Linked DNA regions of Homo sapiens: region 1 is linked to region 2. The links are chromatin loops, found by intact Hi-C in ENCODE. Cell type or tissue: IMR-90. All regions are shown on one strand. Each heading gives the region's core, and the rest is flanking DNA. Links, peaks and the distances in the headings are about the cores only.

What was found. Peaks named below come from ENCODE experiments on the same cell type or tissue, not always from the same donor. Only the 100,000 strongest peaks of a DNase experiment are listed, where the experiment ranks them.
Region 1: a loop joins it to region 2, with 6 times the contacts of the local background. A loop is called at or near these places in 1 of 110 quality-filtered maps.

The regions. Positions count from the first base shown.
Region 1 is chr9:16,530,166-16,535,566 of GRCh38, reverse strand. The region is part of intron 5 of BNC2 (basonuclin zinc finger protein 2); the gene reads left to right. Among named protein-coding and RNA genes, the nearest start is that of BNC2-AS1, 190 kb to the left of the region's middle. In IMR-90, for the core only: no CTCF peak of the experiment used is centred there; DNase peaks (open chromatin) are centred at 2,706 and 4,776; H3K27ac peaks cover 242 bases.
Region 2 is chr9:17,460,817-17,466,217 of GRCh38, reverse strand. It overlaps CNTLN (centlein), which reads right to left. Exons shown (of 26, transcript NM_017738.4): 20 at 3,205-3,302; 21 at 1,595-1,721; 22 at 100-237. Among named protein-coding and RNA genes, the nearest start is that of SH3GL2, 120 kb to the left of the region's middle. In IMR-90, for the core only: a CTCF peak has its summit at 3,166 (motif pointing right); a DNase peak (open chromatin) is centred at 3,187.

The DNA of each region.
Region 1 (5,401 bases), core at 288-5,287, 930 kb after region 2:
TGGCATTTAAGAGTAATGGCAGGGAGGATAAACAGCAGGGTTAGATACAACTACTTGCTGACTAGATGCACTAGATGAGGGAGAAAAAAAGGTGCTCATAGGTTGATTCCAGGCTTCAAGATTGGGTATATGGGAATCTAGGAAACTGGTAAGGTTGTAGACCTAACTATGTTTATAGTGAACATAGGACATTCATGCAACTTCCTAAACAATTTCTATTCCTCTGTCCAGAAGTATTAATATGAAAGAGATGGAATCTATGAAATTCCTTTTTTGAAACTGTTGCTTAAAAATTACGCCAGTGCTTTCTTTACCATCAGCCTTGCAAAGATGTGTAAATGACACCAAGTGTTTTCTCCCATCTTTTAAAAACATATGGGCAACGTTGCCATAAACAATAAACCCAAAAGTTTGGATTTCCTAGTTTCATTTCTCTGAACTGAGCAGCTACCTAGGATTTTTGGAAACTTAGTTTTATAGGTGATGAAGATTATTTTTATATGTAGAAATGTCAATTGTGACAAAAGTTAAAAATTTGGAAATCATTTTATTATCTACAGATCTACAGAAAAAAATAGGCAGATTTTTCTTTCCACCTAGATTTAATTTTAAGAATATGAATATTTGATTCATCCACATTTTCATCTTAACAGATACTGCTACATGTTTAACCAAAAGATTAGGATTTTTGAATGGTTTGCTATTTAGTTACGTTTCAGAGCCAAAGTATAAAAGTTTTGATTTTTTCTGCCATTTACTTTGTCATCTAGGTTAAACTCCTCCAAACTGTGAATGTTTTTTAAAGAAATCATATCTAGGTTATTTATGAAAATATACAAAAGCCATCTTCCTGCTGAGTAAATAGAAAACTAGTTTGTTCATGGTTTCTCTGTACTTCTTATAGATGGGTGGAGAATCATTTTTTTGTTAAAGAGTATACCTACCTACAAAAGACGATAAAGAGAGATACTTGGGGAGAAAGCAACTTAGTGCATTATTTGTTTCCAGAAGACAAACATGCAATTTATAATTTAAATTAAGATCAGGGTACATAAACTATTAAGTATGATAAATGACAATGTATTTCAATTTTATATTATGTCAGTTTAGAGAGACGGATTAAGGGAAAGGGTAATGAAGGAGGAAGAGAGACACAGATTTTTAGAAATGATTTTCTCATGATTTTTTATGATGTGGTTTTGCAACCATGGTACAAATCAGAATTAGGTTGCACAGTTAGATGTCCATTCCTGCATTACTATTGTGTGATTCTCTCCTTCACGGGCAGTCTTATTTACTGTAAAACTAAAACAGGGAGACTTCCACAATGTTAGATCGAGGAAGAAAACCATAATTGATAATGGTAAGAAAGCTTAACAGTGCCAAAACTAGTAATCCTCAAAATTGCATCTTCTAATATCACATCTAGAGCTCTTTGCATTGAGTAATATTTCTCTTTAAATCATAACAGTAGTAATTCATTCAGGATAGGACTATTTTAAAAAGCACTTACACCATTATTGGTTTAGCTGATGGTCACAAAGTCTACCAGTGTTAGGTAGACGTGGATGTTTTTAAAAACGAATTTTAGAAGTCAGACGTTTTTTGTAGTTACATTGAAATCTGCTGTATTACTACTAAGAATGATTGTCTTAAAAGTTGATTTTTAGATTATGTTTCTCTCTAATAAAATTCACTTCTATAAAATTTTGCCTGCTGCTATAGGAAGACCTATAAAAACATACATTTTAACTCAGAAATATTTTTCCTGCCTAATTATCTCCTTGTTGGCATTTGCTATTTAGTTACATTGTGCTTCCTTTTTATATGTGATTTACAAATAGCAGTAATGTTGAAAAATGTAATGTTTGTTTTAAGTTTATAAACGACAGATTGAAGTAATGAGTTTGTGGATGTACCATGAAATACAAATAGGCAGATTTTTCTTCCTACCTAGGTTTAGTTTTAAAAATATGAATATTTGATTCATCCTCATTTTCATCTTAACAGATACTGCCACATGTTTAACCAAAAGTAACTTATCCCTAAATTTTTCTTACATTTTAATATCTATAAGCTGTCTTATTTTTATTGGCTTTGATTCAGAATTATTTCTCTTTTATGCTTTATTCCTTATTTGTATTTTTATCATAGATCAAATGACAGTTTTCAACAACACACAGATTTGTAATGGCTAGAATCTCATTTACTAATTTATTATAAAAACAGAATAATCTAGGCATTAAAAACCTGTGTGCCTGATACTTAATCTTTGTGTTTGTTTCCAGAGGCATGCAGGGTGTTTCCTGTCCAAGACACAAACCATATATTTCATTTGTCATATCTAATGTTTTTCATATCCAGAAATCATGCTCCATGTTATGTTTTACAAGACTTCATAAAAATAAGTGATCCAAATAAAATTTATAGTTAATTTTTCTGTCATAGCAAAATTATCTCTTTCTCTTCTTTTTCCCACAAGGGTACAGATGGGATTATAAAGTTTAAATGAGTGTATATTTACAAATAAAGTCTTAAGTTTTGAAACTAGACAGTAATTTATTATTTAGACATTGCTAGCGTTGTGTTGGTAGCATTACAATAGCTTTCTAAATGAAAACAAACCAAGCAACCAGCCAACCCTGATTTGCAAGTGTTTGCTGATTTCTCTGGTGAAAATATCCCATGATGGCTGATTTCAGCCTGTCAACATGAGTCACTGAACATGGAGTTGGGAAGAGATGCTTAGTCACACATTATTATATGGTATTTCCACCATACCAGACGTAAGTAGAAGCAAGTAATCTTCAGAGCACAGATAATAGTAAAATGTAGTCAAATAATTATAAGAACATAGATAATAGTAAAATGTCAAATAATTAGAAGTGATGAATTTTGAGTACCTATTATCATTGTTTTTAATTTTTTTCATTGCATGTTTCTAAAATTTAATTTTTAATGTCGTCTGTTTGAACCACCAACTCCCAAAATTTCCGAATGTTTAGCAATCAGCTCTCATAGGCTGGCATGAGCCAGCCCTAGCACACTACTGCACAAAACCATTTCTGGTGAATAGGAAGATAGGTTGTGGTCAGTGTCTATTGTAGGAGAGGATGTCTTGTGTCTGCGTGCCCAGGGAGGAAAAGCAGCCATTTTCTGTTTCAGCTCACATTACTAAACACCACCTGGTCCCATAAATTTTGGTATTTATATTAATATAAGGCCTTGAATGAGAGCAAAATACCAGAGTCTTTTAATAAAAGGACAGGGAAAATAAATATTTTCATTACAAAGATTACAAAAATAAAGATTTTCATTGCAAAATTATTCTTATTTTTTTTTTTCTGTATGTCTCTTGGCTGTTGTATATCTCCCACTTGAATAATAAGCAGATCCTATAGTCAGTGCTTCCTAATGCCACTCCAGTATCAAGGATAAGCTACTTAAATAGTTTTACTCAACAGGATATATTGATAATTTATGTGTTAACAGAAAGTAGTAGCTGTGTTGTTACCAAAAAAAAAAGAACTTAAATCTTTAAAAATTTAATATGCGTTAGCAACTGAGATAACGAAATGAACAGTGTGGAGTTAAAGAATCTCATGCAACAAATGGCAGAATTTTAAGTGCATTTTGTCAAACTTCCCCATTTAAGAAGAGGGTGAGCTCCTTCCTATATTACTATTGGCAGCTTATCGGTGGTGTTAGTCAAGCATTTTGAATAAAATAATATGTTAAAAAATATAATTGATTTCTTTGGGGGAATACAGGAGATCTCTAGATAAATTCATTTAGATGGGTTGACAAAACTAATGGTGTGCATGATTAAGAAGAAAAATTTGACATATTCTGTGTATAACCCTTTGAGTATTAATTCTGACCAGATCACACTGTAAATAATGTTAACTGTCATAAAATAAACACAGCCGGAGTTTGCACCATATGTTTTATAATTATTTTGCAGCTTCTTTTTTTTTGTTTGTTTGTTTTTACTGAAAATGGAACCTACTGATAACTCTGTGAAGTTATGTTTACATAAAAGTAAATTATACTTGCACGTTAACAAACTTGGCTTCACAGACCAGTGTCTCTAGGTTTTTGTTTAAAAAAAAAATTAAATGAAAGAAAAACTTCTCCCTCTCTCGCTTGGTTTTTTGTTTTTTTTTTTCTTATTCCCTCAGAAACATCGTCTCAAACAGAAATCTGCTGTAGCATCTTGTCGCCGCTTTCTTGTTTTTGCACATGTGAAGGAGAAGCCTTTGGAATGCCACCCAGAGGAGGGAAAAGCCTAACCACTGAACTCACAGAGAGTGTTTGGTTTAAGTAGCCCTGGAGTGGCCTTTCAGACTGAGGCTACTGTGGTCTTCTAGTTTGTTTTTGTTTTCTACCTTCTTCCTTGCAAGTGTTTAACACTGCCAGAAATAAAGGCTCCCTTAGAACATTTAAGTAATTTTTAAAACTGTTATTATTTTCATAATCACCATCTCCTCTTGATCTCAGGGGAGGCTAGGCATCCTTGTTTATCTTTAATAGAGCCTTGGAAACTGATAGTGCCAATGGGAGGTGGGTGGCAAGTTTCGTAATATGCCTACCTCCTCCTGCCCCCTCCCGGCTCATTGCTAAATATGTCTCTTGGCAGATCTGACAATATCCATAATTATCAGGCACCGTGAGCCCTGCTGCAGAGCTGCTTGTGCATGACACCTGTCCAGCTCATGCTCTTCCCCTGCATCTCCTCATGCCTCGGCTTGCTGGCTGGCCGTGCGTCAGAGCAACAGTCTGCCGTTAGTGAACTCATTTCTCTTCTTGTCAGATTCTCAGACACCAGAAGTTCTGCCCACACAGCTTACAACATATACCATGGTTTGTGGTGCAATCTTTCACACAGTAGGCATTTCATAAACTTTTGTGAACAAATGCAAAAAGTTAATGCAGATATTTCTCTCAGCATTATGGTTTACATTCTCCCTCTATGAAGTGCTTTTCCCGCTCTTGACAGATTTCTCAGCATAATATCATGTTTTCCATAAAAGTGGATCTTGATCATCGCCCTCTCTCCTAGACAGAGAAAAGCCTTGTCAGTTTTTTTATGAGAGAGAAAATCCAGGGAACCCCAATTGGCTTTCATAGTGCTTAGCAATTCTCATGAAGGGGGTGAAATGTGGAGTAGAGAAATGTACAGTGATTTCTGGAACTTTTGTTCCAGAAGATGTTAATAAGGTGAAGTTGTTGTTAACTAAATTTTGCAGGTATAATAAAACTTGAAGATGAAGCTATATTCAGGGAGAAAATCTGCAAAGAGAGGAATTTCGTAAAGGGCAGGGTGAACAGTAATGCCGCTTCAGTAGTTCATGCCTGTGCATAGTCAACCTTAGAAAGGCTTTTTTAAAAAAAAAAACAA
Region 2 (5,401 bases), core at 319-5,318:
AGCTTGTGGTTTTGGGAAGGAAAAAGCAACAATGTTAAAAATGAAACAAACACGATTATATTCCATCTGTAATCTAAAATGCCCTTTTTAAAAGCATACCTTTTTTTCTAACTCCTCTTTAGATTTCTGATACATCTGTTCATACTGTGACTTTTCTTTTACAGCAACGTTAAGTCTTTGCTTTAGTGAATCAATTGATACCTTCTTGTTGGAACATTCTTCAGTTAATGTCTTTACCTACATTAAAAGCATAAAGGTAATTATTATTGTTGAAGGCATTCTAGTAATATACTGTGTTTGTTCCAACAGAAACTAAATGAGTGAATGAGTCTACTTCCATTTATTTTCTCATAACGCTATCAAATTCAAGTATTATACTTACAGAACTCATATTATGAATGAAAGTAACAATCCTTAAATCAGTAACAAAAACTAAAATTGCACACAAACTAAATGAATACTGGTATGTTTATTCTTGCACCCAATAACACAATATTAATGTTCACTACATATCCATTAATTACTAATCTAAACTTCCTAAGGCAGGAGATGATTGTTTTGACTCTGAAACAAGCCAAGTTAAAGGTAACTTTCCATTGTATTCTCTAAAATAACTATTACATACCTTTTTTTGGATGAAATAAAACAATAGGATATTTTATATATATATATAGCTTATTTATAAGATTATAATATGTGTATGTAACTCAAAGCATAACAGAAAAAATAGTTTTTCAGTTTAATGCCACTAAAGATATATGTTATTTATATAAAGATTCCAAGGCTATGTATGAAATTATTATTGAAGTTAAAAAATAGCAAAATTGAAAGGATAACATTGAAAAAGCCTATAGGAAGTGATTTTAACTTGCACAGATGTGTGGAAGAGAAGAGAAAGAAAATCCATATGGATTTGTCATGCTCATGTAAAAGTTTCTTTCTTAAATCAATTTGACCTAAGAGATACTTAAATTTTCATTTTCAACAAGGAAAGTAAAGGAGATGTTCTCTCAGGTGTGGATAACATTTAGTGAATGCCAAAGCACAGGGTGCTTTATGAGTTGTGAAAAAAGCACCTTCAAAAAAAAAAAAACAAAAAAAACCCTTCTACTTTGGGTCATATATTACGTAACTACTTTAACTACAACTCCCTTTGCATGTACAACTCCATTCCCATGTAAAATTCATTAAGGGTATCCAAGAAGAAAGTACATTTTTAAAGAACTTCTGATAGTTATAGGTAATCAAGTTTTCACTAAGAAATATAAGCTTGATTCTATCATAAATTACAGTTTTAAATAAAATACTGAATAAAATGTAATTATGTATCCTAGAAATATTGAGGATTTTTAATCTTCTCATGGGATATTTATAAATAGAAACAGAATGTGTGGCCATATTATGTATGAGGTTTTAGAGAATTGAATTTTAAAATAAATAATGTACTTTCAGAGCAAAGAGTGTTACTTTGTAACAGTAAATACATATCCTATCAATATTTTCTATACATTTATTAGGATTAAATGTTTGTGGTAAGAGAGTAATTACAACAGGAAGTGATATTTTTAGTGTCAGTAAAGATAAAAATTGATACCTTTTTATCAAGATTTTGTAACATTTCACTAAAACTCTTGTTACTTTCCAAATTTACTTTCTGTCGAAATTTCAAGTCCTCTATCAAATGTCTTTTCATAGTTATATCCCTCTCCATTCGAGATATCCTTGAAAAAAAAAAAGGTGACATCAAGAGTGACAGAAAATACCTTAACAGTGGTGATATCTTACATTTTATCCAATATTATACCTACTGTTACTTTTTAAATGCTACGTGATATTGACACTGTAAATCAGTAAAATGAATTGCACTGCATAAGATATTGTTCTTTTAATATTTTGAACACTTGTAAAATCTATAGTTGTGACTTGGTAATTATATAATTACATATATGTATTAAAACAAAATATATAAGAAATGAGAAAAATTAATAACACTTATGAAAACTTAGAACTATTTCATTTAAATTACATTTTTACATTGCTGTGAAAAATCAAAGTGATATATGAAGATAATCAAAAGCATAAAAATGATAAGAAAAAAATCTTATACTTCAATAAACAAATGCAAACTCTTGTAATGAAACTAAATTAGCCATAATATCTTCTAATTTAATATAATTTGAGATTCAATCCACACAGCTGTTTAGCATAAGTTGATGAACTATTAAGTATAAAATGGTAGATGCTGTGAGAACCACTGCTACTGCTGCTGCTGCTGCTGCTACTACTAAAACAAGAATGACAATAGCTAACATGTATCGAAGGCTTACAATGTTCCAGTCACTGTTATAAGTGCTTTACATGTATTAACTCATTTATTCCTCGTAAGAACCTAATTTAATATTATTAAATTTAGGCATAGGCCTAGTAGGTAGGGAAGCCAGGATTCAAAGAGTGTTAATCTAGAGCCCTGTTAAACAATAAGCAAGACTTACTCTTAATTGATAAATAAACTTCAAAATATTATCAGTTAAAAAATTAACCAAGCTTTTTGTCTAATGCTTTTATCTATTCATATCACTTTTAAGTGCTCTTCACTTATAATGAGGTCTACAGGTGTGTTTGTGAGATACATATATCTCAAATGTATCAGTGACAACTGGAATTCTATCTAAACATCTTACTATTTCTAAGCAATAGTGTAGCTTTGAAAGATACAGAAAGAAAATAATTTTGATTCAGTGGGATAGAGCATTTAAAATCTTTGTACTGATAAACACAAGAGTACAAACTTCCATAACCTCCAGTTATTTTAAACACAAACAAAACTTTCCTTTTTTTACCTTAGCTTTATAAGCTTAGGCATTAAATCCAATACAAATACTAATCATATATTTGGGGGGCCAAATAACCACCACGTTGTAAAGTTTTTCATTCATTGTCTCGAAGCCATTAATTTGTATTTATTCAAAATTAAATATGTTTAATAACGGAAATTTAACTTCATCATTATCTAATTTAAAAAAGTAAATAGCTTGCCATTAATCATGCTATACATAGTATTCCTTAAACTTTCATCTTAGGTAGGTTTAAATATGAACTAGGGAAGGAAAACGTAAACATTAGCAGTTTCTTGGAGCACGTTTAATAGAGCTGGTTGCCACTAGGTGGCACCAAATACAATGGATAGAAATACAAAAACCATACTTTTCATGCATTTCCTTTATGTGTTCTTCTTTTGCTAGGAGTTCAAATTTCAAAGTCTTCACATTTGATGACTGTTTAGTGAGTTCATTAGTAGCATTCTAGATTAAAAATAGAAATAAATTTAAATATACCTTACAACCTTGGTCTAAGGCAGCATAAAAATAAGTGCCATTCTAAAGAAGAATACCTCTACAATAATTATGGTAAACAATAATTAAAATGAATATTTTAATATTTTAAATGCTTTATTTTATATGCTGTAATAGAAATAATAATACTAAAACTTTTATATAACATGCCAAACTATAGAGGAACACAATCATTTAAGAATTGCAAAGAGTATGTATCCAAAATACATTTACAGGAAATATGAGTTGTCCTGGTATAATGTAAATATGTGAATAATTAAGAATTTTAATGATTTAAGAAGATCACTTAAAACAAATACTGGATTTACTAACATCTTAGACGAAATATGGTCACAAATGCTTTGCTGCTCATCAAGCAGGGGAATCCATTTCCTAACCCACTGAACGTAGTCTGGCTTGTGACTTGCTTTGTCGAAAAGAATGCAGCAGAAATGAATTGTGTAAATTTCAGTTCCCAGGCCTTAAAGCTTTGTGGCTTCTCTCTTTCCCTTCTTGGAATGCTGCTCCAGGATCACCTTGCTAGGAATACAGTTGATGTATCATGTGGAAGTGTACCAAGGTACTCCAGCTGACAGGTAGTAGACCAATTGTCCGATCTATGAGTGAGGCTATTTTGTATCTTCCAACTAGGGAAATCTTTGGTTTGAAAAAATCCAGGGATATGAGGTAGCCCAGAAGAGACCAGCAAAAGAACTTCCCAGTCAACCCACAAAATCTTAAGAAATAATAAACTGTTGTTTTAAGCCACGATGTTTCGGGATAGTTTGTTAGAGAATAATGGTAACTGATAGAAAACCTCATGAATACTCAATCCTTCTTTACTTGAAGTTATTAATAATGCTACTTATTACATTATTTGTAAATAATTATTAGTTTTTCAAAGCAAAACATGTTTGTTCTGTGGTATTTGTTGTCAGTAGAGCCTAGGAACCAGAGGTGGTAACTAGAGTGTTAGAACACCTTTCAATTTTGACTCTAGTTCCAACTAAATGTGTAATCTAAGACATCACTTAGTCTTTTTGGTATTTAGTTTTTCCACACTCAAGATAGTGTTGACATACTCACATTAATCCATTTGTTAAGTTTTAAAGGTATTAAATGAATATAAATATAATAAAATATAATAGCTTTTAAAATATTTGGAGTAGTTATTTAGCTAATATTTCTAAACTACAATAAATTTTTTCTATTAGAACTATTCCTAGGTTTGGATGTTTGACTCATGCTAAAAATAATTTGAATTTGAAAAGATTAAACTATTAATTACCCAAGGTAAATGTAATTCATCAGACTGACTTTAAATATCTCATGGGTATAACATACAAATAAAACATTTGAAATAATTTTAATTTTTACATGAAACATTAATTTTTCTTAAAAACCCAAAGCTACCTCAACATGGTAACTCTTTTGAATGTTATGTTTTGATCAAATGTGTGTGTAATGTAATCAAAATTTCTACCATATTTTGCACGTTTACAGTGATGTATTGTGTCTTATTTCCAGCACTGCCTGAATAACATGTTCCACACTAGTCACACTAGTCAATTTATCAAATAATTGAAGCGTTTGCTTCAATCATTAATTTTCAATTCTTTCTCTGATGATTGTTCATTCAGTTAGAAATACGGACACCCATGATTATGCTAAGCTAATAGTGATATGTTAATATAGTGATATCATATCATAAATATTATCACTATAAATTATATATGATATACTAATATGTATTATATTATCACTATACTATAATATAGTGATGGCTTTAGGGACTACTGTGATATAAACGTCTACTTATCGCTCCTCTAAATGGTCCCAGACTGTGCTTTTCTAATTTTGTATTTACCTTAACATTTTCATATTGCCTTTTTTTCTCTGTCAATCTTTTGTTTGTAATTTTTTGCTTCTGTGTCATTATTCCTGCCTAAAAACAATCATCCTACCCCTTAATACGCATACTTCTAGTGTGCTGCACTGAAGGTGTTTTCTGCTGAGAAGTAAAATAAACTTAGAATTGTATTTAAAATAAAAGATACAGGCAGTAAATA